Regions from separate parts of the Homo sapiens genome. Here region 2 is linked to region 1. Evidence: chromatin contacts called from ENCODE Hi-C data. All regions are on one chromosome and are shown on one strand. Each heading gives the region's core, a stretch centred on a gene start or an enhancer-like site at or near the end of the contact. The rest is flanking DNA. Distances are from core to core; before and after follow the strand shown.

What was found. Hi-C counts contacts between places; a loop is a spot of excess contacts on that map. Pooled maps may share reads with other maps.
Region 2: a loop to region 1 is called in a map of CD8-positive, alpha-beta T cell, with 20 times the contacts of the local background. The contact joins the promoter of ZNF488 here to the promoter of ZNF22 in region 1. A Hi-C loop is called at or near these places in 1 of 168 maps with a recorded cell type or tissue (CD8-positive, alpha-beta T cell) and 9 of 50 pooled maps.

Annotation. Positions count from the first base shown.
Region 1 is chr10:44,998,550-45,002,718 of GRCh38, reverse strand. It overlaps ZNF22 (zinc finger protein 22), which reads right to left and starts at 1,796. Exons shown (of 2, transcript NM_006963.5): 1 at 1,741-1,796. It overlaps LOC124902530, which reads right to left. Exons shown (of 3, transcript XM_047426129.1): 3 at 336-1,939. The coding sequence ends at 1,310. It overlaps ZNF22-AS1 (ZNF22 antisense RNA 1), which reads left to right and starts at 1,916. Exons shown (of 4, transcript NR_126421.2): 1 at 1,916-2,189; 2 at 2,303-2,433; 3 at 3,297-3,402. RefSeq lists an enhancer at 1,180-1,680 and a silencer at 1,407-1,756.
Region 2 is chr10:47,382,706-47,387,133 of GRCh38, reverse strand. ZNF488 (zinc finger protein 488) reads left to right here and starts at 2,841. Exons shown (of 2, transcript NM_153034.4): 1 at 2,841-2,914. RefSeq lists a silencer at 2,393-2,872 and an enhancer at 2,435-2,934.

The sequences.
Region 1 (4,169 bases), core at 547-3,046:
CTAGATGACAGTTTAGCTCTAATTCTGTAGCATAAAGTGTTTTGAAAATTGAAACTTCTCTACAGGGAGTGGTAGGTTTACTTAGTCTATGAAGACACGCTTTATTATTGGTTTTTATAGATCCTAATGATCCAAGAAAGCAATTTGTTGAAAACCCAAAACGAAAGTACTGTTTTCGGAGACAGAAAAACTGCAAAAGAACTTTTACCAGAAAGTGGAATGAAACTGAGTAGAAAACGCATGGTAGGTAGGACACAAGAAAAGGAGAGGGGGGAGAAAATGAGTTTACATGTAAAACTAGGATGGAATTTTTAGAATACCCAAATGCTGCAAAATTCAAAATTTCAAATGATTTTATTTATTTATAAGGCTGACTTGTGGCTATTTAAAATAACGGCCAAAACAAACCAACAAAAACCCCTACAAACCCCACATAGGTGGCAATGTCGGAAAATCTAGAACTTCAAAAGCAATAAAATTATTGGAACTATTTTTCATTATCTTGTGTCAGAATGTGGAATTTAAAATAGAAACAATTATTCTGGGTTTCTTTGCATACAAACATATAAAGCAAATAAATGAAAACAAAAACATAATTTTTCTTGCCTTCCTTTCATCTTATTGTATAATTGAGACTTTAGGTCCAGGACTTTATCTGGATATTTAATAATTACATCAGCTGTAATTATGGTCAGCGTAAGAGTAAGCCGCATATAACACAAGATTACAGTTAGGACTACCCACTCCTTAACTTAAGCAAATATTTACAGAACATCTACCACACAGGAGACATTGTGTTAGGTACATGGTGTTGGTGTTGCTTTTTTTTTTTTTTAATAACTATAATGGTCATTATACATAAAAGCACACGCATTTAATACAATGGAAGTCAGATCTAGTCAGAAACTCAGACTGTCAAATCCACCTACGGATGAGGCAATCATACTAGTATGTGCCAGACACTGTGTAACTTGATTCTGTGCTAGCTCTTTAATTCTCCTGGCACCTTTATGCAGTTATTTCCGTTTTAAGTTAAGGAAACGAGGGCACAATGCTAGAAGGCACTGGCCGGGTTCCCAGACCCTAGCAGTTTGACTCCAGAGCCTGTACTCTTAGTGGCAGCCACATCTTCCATTGCTCAGTCCAGCGCGGCGACCCGTGCTTTGCATAGCTCCCCAGCAGGGGCAAGCACGAAGTTAAACCTGAGTGACAGAAGCTGCTGTTCTTGCACACCCAGCTAACTGGAATGTGCCTCAGTTTCCTCGTAAAATGGGGAGGGTAATGATAAAGTGGCAACACCATCAAGATGTTAGAAGTTGCAATGAGTCTGAATCTGAAAACCGCTCAGAGCAGCCCTGTGCTGCCTAAGCATTTGTTCCACGTATCTAGTCCTCGAACGCTCCGAGCGACGGAAGGGGCCGGGGCTGCTGCTCACCCGCCCAGTTCCACCCGCCGCGGGCCGCGCCTCGCCCGGGCCCCCAGTCCAAGCCTCCCGTTCCCAGCACTCCGCCGGCCGCTCCTCATTGACCCGGCCCGCCCGCCGCGCAGGCCGCGGCCCCACCCTGGGCCCGCGTGGCCCTCCCGCCCCCGCCCGGCGGCCAGGCCCTGCCCGGAGGCGGGAGACGCAAGCCACGCCATCGCCCGGGCCCGCGCCGCCCTCGTTGCGGCCAGCGCGCTCCCGAGCGGACCCGAGTATCCGACGCAGGCCCCGAGCGCCCCAAGTGCCCCAATCCCACTCACCGCGCGGGACCAGCCACCACTCTGGCTCGCTGGGCGCCTCCCGCGCCGCCGGAAGTGAGGGCCTCGCCGCGCTCTGGCGCCGCCGCGGTCGCTCTAGGAAAGTGGCGGAGCGACCCTCTATGGTCCCGGGCCCACCCGAAAGCGTTGTTCGTTTCTTCCTGTGGTTTTGTTTTCTCCTCCCCCCAACTCGGAAGGCGTCCTGTGACCCCCGGGACCTCAAGAGCTGTAACCGCCCCTGTGTGTGGTCGAGGCTTTTGAAACCAAACTCTAGCCTCTCCAACCTAGAAACTGCATACTTTCCACAAATTTTGAGATTTTTGAGACCCTGGTACTTTTCACGAAGTCACCTTAATTATCACCAAAAAGCTCCTGCAAGATGGGAGTGGTTATACTCCATTTACAGGAAAGGAACCAAGGCTCAGAGAAGAAATGTGCTCCGTTCACCGTGTGTAAGCGGACGACCCAGAATTGGAATGGTTCTTTGTGGCTCCAAAGTCTGATTTCAACACACCCCTTTTGTTGCTCATTAGTAATGATCTCTCTTTGTTCTTATTCCTTCCAGGCTCCTCCTCAGCCATCCTGGCCGTGCTCAGTCATCTGACCAGCTGACCTCCGTGTTCCCCCACTCCCTGGGGAGCTCCTCCGCCTTTTGGCTTCCAATGCTATTGCTGCATGCTGAAGACTCCCGCATTGGTAACTCCAGTCTGACTGTGGGACATAAATGTTATTGAACTTTAGACTTGTATATCGAACTGATTACTCAAGAGCTGCATTTGCATGTGTAATGGACATCCCAAACCTAACATACCCCCCAAATGAATTCCTGATATCTACCTAACCTGTTCTTGCAACAGTCTTCTTCCCAGGGATGGGTGAAGATCCCATCATCTTTCCAGTTGCTCAAGCCAAAAACCTTGATGTCACTGTTGTCTCTTCTTTTTTTCATCCAAAATTCACCTGTGATTTATCCACAAATTCTGTCGGCTTCATCGTTAAAATATATTCATTATCAAGCCACTTTCAACACTTCCACTGCTATAACCACCAAGCCACCTTCATCCACCTTCTGGATTATTATATTGGCTTCCAGACGGGTTGCCCTACAGTCTATTCACGGCCCCAGAGTAATCCTCTTAAACCTAAGTTAGATCATGTCATTCATTTGTTCAAAACCTTCAAAGGCTTCCCAACTTATTAGAGCAAAGCCAAGGACCTCGCAGTGGCACCCGATGCCTCTCATGATCTGTCTCTTTAGTTCTTTATTGTGTCTGCAGTGCTGAAAACAGTGCTCAGCAGGGAACAGACACTCAGTAAATAGCTGTTGAATGAATGAATTTATAAGATGCCTTATTGTTTACAAAGTACTTTTACATCTTATCTTCTGGTTATTCATCTTCACCATAGTCTCATGAAGCACAGATTATCATATCTGTCTTGCAAATCAGTAAACTGAAGCAAGAGAGGCTGACCTGCCTGAAGTAATACAGTGGTTTGTTGGTGGAGGCTAAACTAAGTCATAGGTTCATTCTCTTAAGTTGGGGCTTTCTGCTCTGTAGGGAGCTGTCTCTGCATATGGCAAAGCACAAAGCTGAATGAGGTCTGGACAAAGAAGCTCCACTCGCAATCTAGAGAGTATCTGGACTATTGCAGTGATTAAATGAGGTAATGTAAGGCACTTAGCACAATGTATAACACAGAAGAAATGAGAGTCGTTGTTACTTTTATTATTAAATTGTTATAAGTTGGTTGATGCTGGTGGTTGGAGAGTTTGGGGTAAAGGGCAATGGCCAGAGATCTAGAAATGGTTTAGGAAAAGCGTCAGGAGCAAACATGACCCGTTGGGACTGTCTGCTCTATGTACACTAAAATAAAAAGATAATTTTTAAAAAGCCATTTTGTTAGTAAGGTAGTTACTAATTAAAACTAACTCCTTTAATGTCTACATAAAGATGGATTATCCCTTTTTCCTATACCTGAAAACAACTGGGCCAGCCATAGAAGGGCCAGAGGTATGTCAACTAAAGCATTGGGTAAACGAGGATGGATTTTTTAAAAAGAGAGAGACGAAAGTCAGGAAATAAAGGGGTGTGTGTCCCTAAGTGTGGACAGAGTCCTGGGCAGTAAGGATGGAGAGGAGGGAGAGCCAGAAAAATATATGAAGGAGAGGAGGGTAAAGGAGAATGGGAAAAAGACAGGGAGAGAAAGCAGGTAGGGTTTTATGCCTTCAGCCTAGCTGTTAGTATAATAATAGTTAACACTTATTGAGTGCTTATTGTGTGCCAGGCACTGTTTGCAGCATTTGAGGATCTCACGTGAGATTCCTGAGGCATGATTATTCCTGAGGGTTTGCTCCACCTTCTCTGGTTTTGGTCCCTGCACTTTGTGGTGTGACTCCGGTGCCTCCTGGTGAACCACATGCCTGTCCCACT
Region 2 (4,428 bases), core at 1,592-4,091, 2.4 Mb before region 1:
CCTCCCATCACAGGCCCAGAGACCTAGGAGGTAAAAATGGTTTCGTGGGCCAGGCTCATTGGCCCTCATCTCCTCTATGCAGCCTTGGAACATAGTGCCCTGCGTCTCAGTTGCTTCAGCTCCTGCCGTGGCTAAAAGGGGCCAAGGTACAACTTGGGCCATTGTTTCAGAGGGTTCAAGCCCCAAGCCTTGGAAGCTTGCACATGGTGTTGGGCCTGTGGGTGCACAGAAGTCAAGAATTGAGGTTTGGGGCCAGGTGTGGTGGCTCACGCCAGTAATCCCAGCACTTTGGGAGGCCAAGGCCAGCGGATCTCCTGAGGCCAGGAATTCAAGACCAGCCTGGCCAACATGGTGAAACTCTGTCTGTACTAAAAATACAAAAATTAGCCTGGCATGGTGGCAGGTGCCTGTAATCCCAGCTACCTGGGAGGCTGAAGTGGAGAATCACTTAAACCCAGGAGGTGGAGGTCACAGTGAGCCGAGATCATGCCACTGCACTCCAGCCTGGGCAACAGAGTGGGACTCCATGTCAGGAAAGAAAAAAAAAAAAAGAATTGAGGTTGGGAAATCTCTGCCTAGATTTCCGAGGATGTGTGGAAACACCTAGATGACCAGGCAGAAGTTGCTGCAAGGGCAGGCCCCTGATGGAGAACCTCTGTTAGGGCAGTGCAGAAGGGAAATGTGGGGCTGGAGCTCCCACACAGAGTCCCCACTTGGGCACTGCCTAGTGGAGCTGTGAGAAGAGGACAACTGCCCTTCAAATCCAAGAATGGTAGATCCACCGACAACTTGCACCTTGTGCCTGGAAAAGCCACAGGCACTCAAAGGCAGCCCAAGAAAGCAGCTGGGAGGGGGTCTGTACCCTGTAAAGTCACAGGGCCAGAGCTGCCCAAGGCCGTGGGAGTCCACATCTTGCACCAGCATGACCTGGGTGTGAGACATGGAGTCAAAGGAGGTCATTTTGGAACTTTAAGGTTTAATGACTGCCCTATTGGGTTTCAAACTTGCATGGGGCCTGTAGTCCCTTTGTTTTGGTCAATTTCTCCCATTTGGAATGGGTGTATTTACACAATGCCTGTACTTGCATTATATCTAGGAAATAACTTTCTTTTGATTTTACAGGTTCATGGGTGGAAAGGACTTGCCTTGTCTCAGATGAGACTTTGAACTTGGACTTTTGGGTTAATGATGGAATTAGTTAAGACGTTGGCAGACTGTTCGAAAGGCATGATTGTGTTTTGAAATATGAGGACATGAGATTTGAGAAGGACCAGGGGTGGAATAATATGGCCTGCCTCTGTTTCCCCACCCAAATCTCATCTTGAATTATAGTCCTTATTGTAATGCCCATATGTAGGGGGAGGGACTTACTGGGAGGTGATTGAATCATGGCGGTGGTTGCCCTGTGCTGTTCTCATGATAGTGAGTGAGTTCTCAGGCAATCTAATGGGTTTGTGAGGGGCTTTTACCCCCTTCACTCTGCACTTCTCTCATTCTTCTCCTTCCAGCCACCCTGTGAAGAAGGACCTGTTTTGCTTCCACTTCCACCATGATTGTAAGTTTCCCGAGGCCTCTGCATCCATGCTGAACTGTGAGTCAATTAAACCTCTTTCCTTTATAAATTACCCAGTCTCAGGCAATTCTTTATAGCAGTGTGAGAATGGATTAATACAGTCTAAAATAGATCTTTCTTTATATAACTTAAAAATTACAAGTGATGAAAAGCATTTGAGTTGGTTGGTTGTCAGTTTTTTCCCCCTCTTTTGGAGCTGTATTTAGTATAATAGAATATCTTAAATTAGTGGTCTTTTATAATAAATGAAATTGGGTGTACTTCGCCCCAGCATATTAGGGTTCCCTTGCTTCATGCCTTCCATGACAGTTGGTATTATTATATTTTAACATTTATGCCTAATGATTAAACATCTCCTTGTGGTCTTAATTTGCATTTTCTAATTACTCTAGAGACTTCGTCCTTTCACATGATTTTGGTCGTTAGTGGTTCCTCTTTGAAGTGCCTATTCATGTCTGTGTCCATTCGTTGCTTTGGGTGTTCCTCTCTTTCACACTAATTCATTAAAAGTATATATCCTGGATACTAATCCTTTATCAATTGCTGCAAGTATCTTCTTTCAGTGTGTGGCTTGCTTTTTCACTCCGTTTGTTGTTTTTTAATCAAAGTATAAGTTCTTAATTTTAACGCACTTTAACTGTCATTTTCCACCATGGCCCGAGTCGCGGAGTCCGCCTTCCTGGCAGAGCGTTGCGTGGTCACAGCTGAGGTCTGGGGAGCAGAGGCGGCGGGCGCTCCCGGGGGGAGCTGGGCGATTCCGGCGGGGGGAGGTGCCGATCGAGCGGCCGCCAGGCTGCTGGGGGAAGGAGGGCCAGGAGGCCGTGGGGGTCCTCGGCGCAGACTGGAGCCGCAGGCACCGCGCGCAGCCCTCGCCCGCATCGCCGAGGCCCCGCGGGCCCAGGAGCGAGAGGTCGGGCGCCCAGGACCAGAGGGCGTAGGCGAGAGCAGGCACCGCCTCCAAAGAACGCCCTCGCCCTCCCGCAGGCGATGGCGCCCGGCCCTGACCAAGCCAGCTGGGGGCATCTCCGCGGAGCTGAGCCGGGGAAGGGCCGGGCAGCCCAGAGGGTCAGAAGGGGGTTTTCTCCCGGGGTTGTGAGTTCTTTGGCCAGCGGCACCCTCCCCTGCCGGGGCCGCCCACCCGCAAGCCCCGCCCCGAAGGCTGGAGCTTCCCTGGGGGTGGGCGACGCCGAGACCACGCCCCGAAGGCGGGAGCGGCTTGGGGGCGGGATCTGGCCGCCCTCAGGGCTCCGGCGCCAAGTTCAGAGCCACGCGCAGTGCTCTTGGCCGGGAGGAGGCTGTGCTGCACCAGCACCTCTTGCTCCACATCTCCAGAGAGCCCAGGTGAGGCGCACCCTCCTGTCTGCAGGGACAGAGCCGCGAGCGGGCGCGGGCGGCGGGGTCCATCTCACTTCCACATCAGCCTTTCCCCAGGACAGGGTTGTTGAGTCCTGCCTTTGACTGTGGGGTCCTTTCCTTCCCAATGTCGCCAGCTTCCTCTCTCTCCCACGTCGTCTCCGAGTCCCATCCCCGTTTCTGTTCCCTTTCTCTTCTCTCACTTTTTCTCCTCTATCTCTTCTTTATTGTCTTCCTGTTTTCATTTTCTTCTGTGTCAGTCTCTCTCCCTCTCTCTTTTCCTCTCTTTGTTTATTCTTCTCCCCTACCTTCTCCCTCTCCCCCCTGTTTTTTCAGCACTCAAGAATTCTGCCTATGAATTTTTCTCCTAGGGTGACTTTCAGGCTGCAGTTGTTTTCCTCCCTCCCACTGTCTCTCCCGGGGTTTATCCTGTGTTGCTGTTATTCTCAGCCCGGGCTTGCGCTGGGCAGTAGGGTAAGAACCATGCATCAGCCCCAGATCCTTTCTCCAACAGATTATATCCAAAGATCTGGACATGTATCCTGTTCACTGCCTTTCCTGGGAAACAAAACAATACCAAATGATCACATTATAATGAGTTTTTAGAATGAGCTAAAAGAACATACCTGGTTTTAGAGACAAGGGGTTGATTGAATCCTTTCCTTGACATTTTGCCTTTACTAATAGACACAGACAGCACAGCAGGAAGCTAAGCCTTGCAGAAGCATTTAGGGGGCGTTCCCACCCACACCTGCCTTCTGGGCAGGCTATGCAATGCCAGGTGCAGGGGAGGGAGGGGACAGGATTCAGAGCAGGGTTGTAGGAAGACAGTGGGAGGCCAGGGCTTTGAAACATTTGAGGGAGCCTGGAAATAAGAAATTAACAGTAAATTTCTAAAATATGTAGTTGCCAATGCCACTGATGTACAGAAATGAAATTAATTACTCCTGAGGGAGACATTAGACATTTTATGGCAGTAATTATGGCATTTGAAAGTAATGATTTTATGTACATTAGATAGGAGGGCCAAGGGGAAAATATTTCCTGTTAGTATCAAAGATTGTCGTAGATGCATAAGGGACGAACTCTAGAAAATCAAGTCTCATTCTTTTTGAGGGATAAAATAGAACTATATCGAGGCAATTTTTTGTTTCTTGGTTACAATGTAATCTTATCAGAGATATGTGATTTAGTTTTTAATGATATTTTATGACACATACATATTTATATGTTCAAACACACACAAATACATAATATATATGCACTAAGTTATAAAAGAGCCCTTGTTTGTTTGTAAAGATCTTAATTACCAATAAAGGTTGAAGCTTTCACTTCTTGGAAATAAGTTAACATGATATTGTAGTTTATTATGACCTTTAATGAAAATTCAACTAATTTACTTTTGATTGATACAGAAATGGAAATTTGGCCGTAGATAAATCACACAGAATTAAACAGAAATTAAGTATGATGAAGGTGCATTGCAGTGTGTTCAGTGAAAG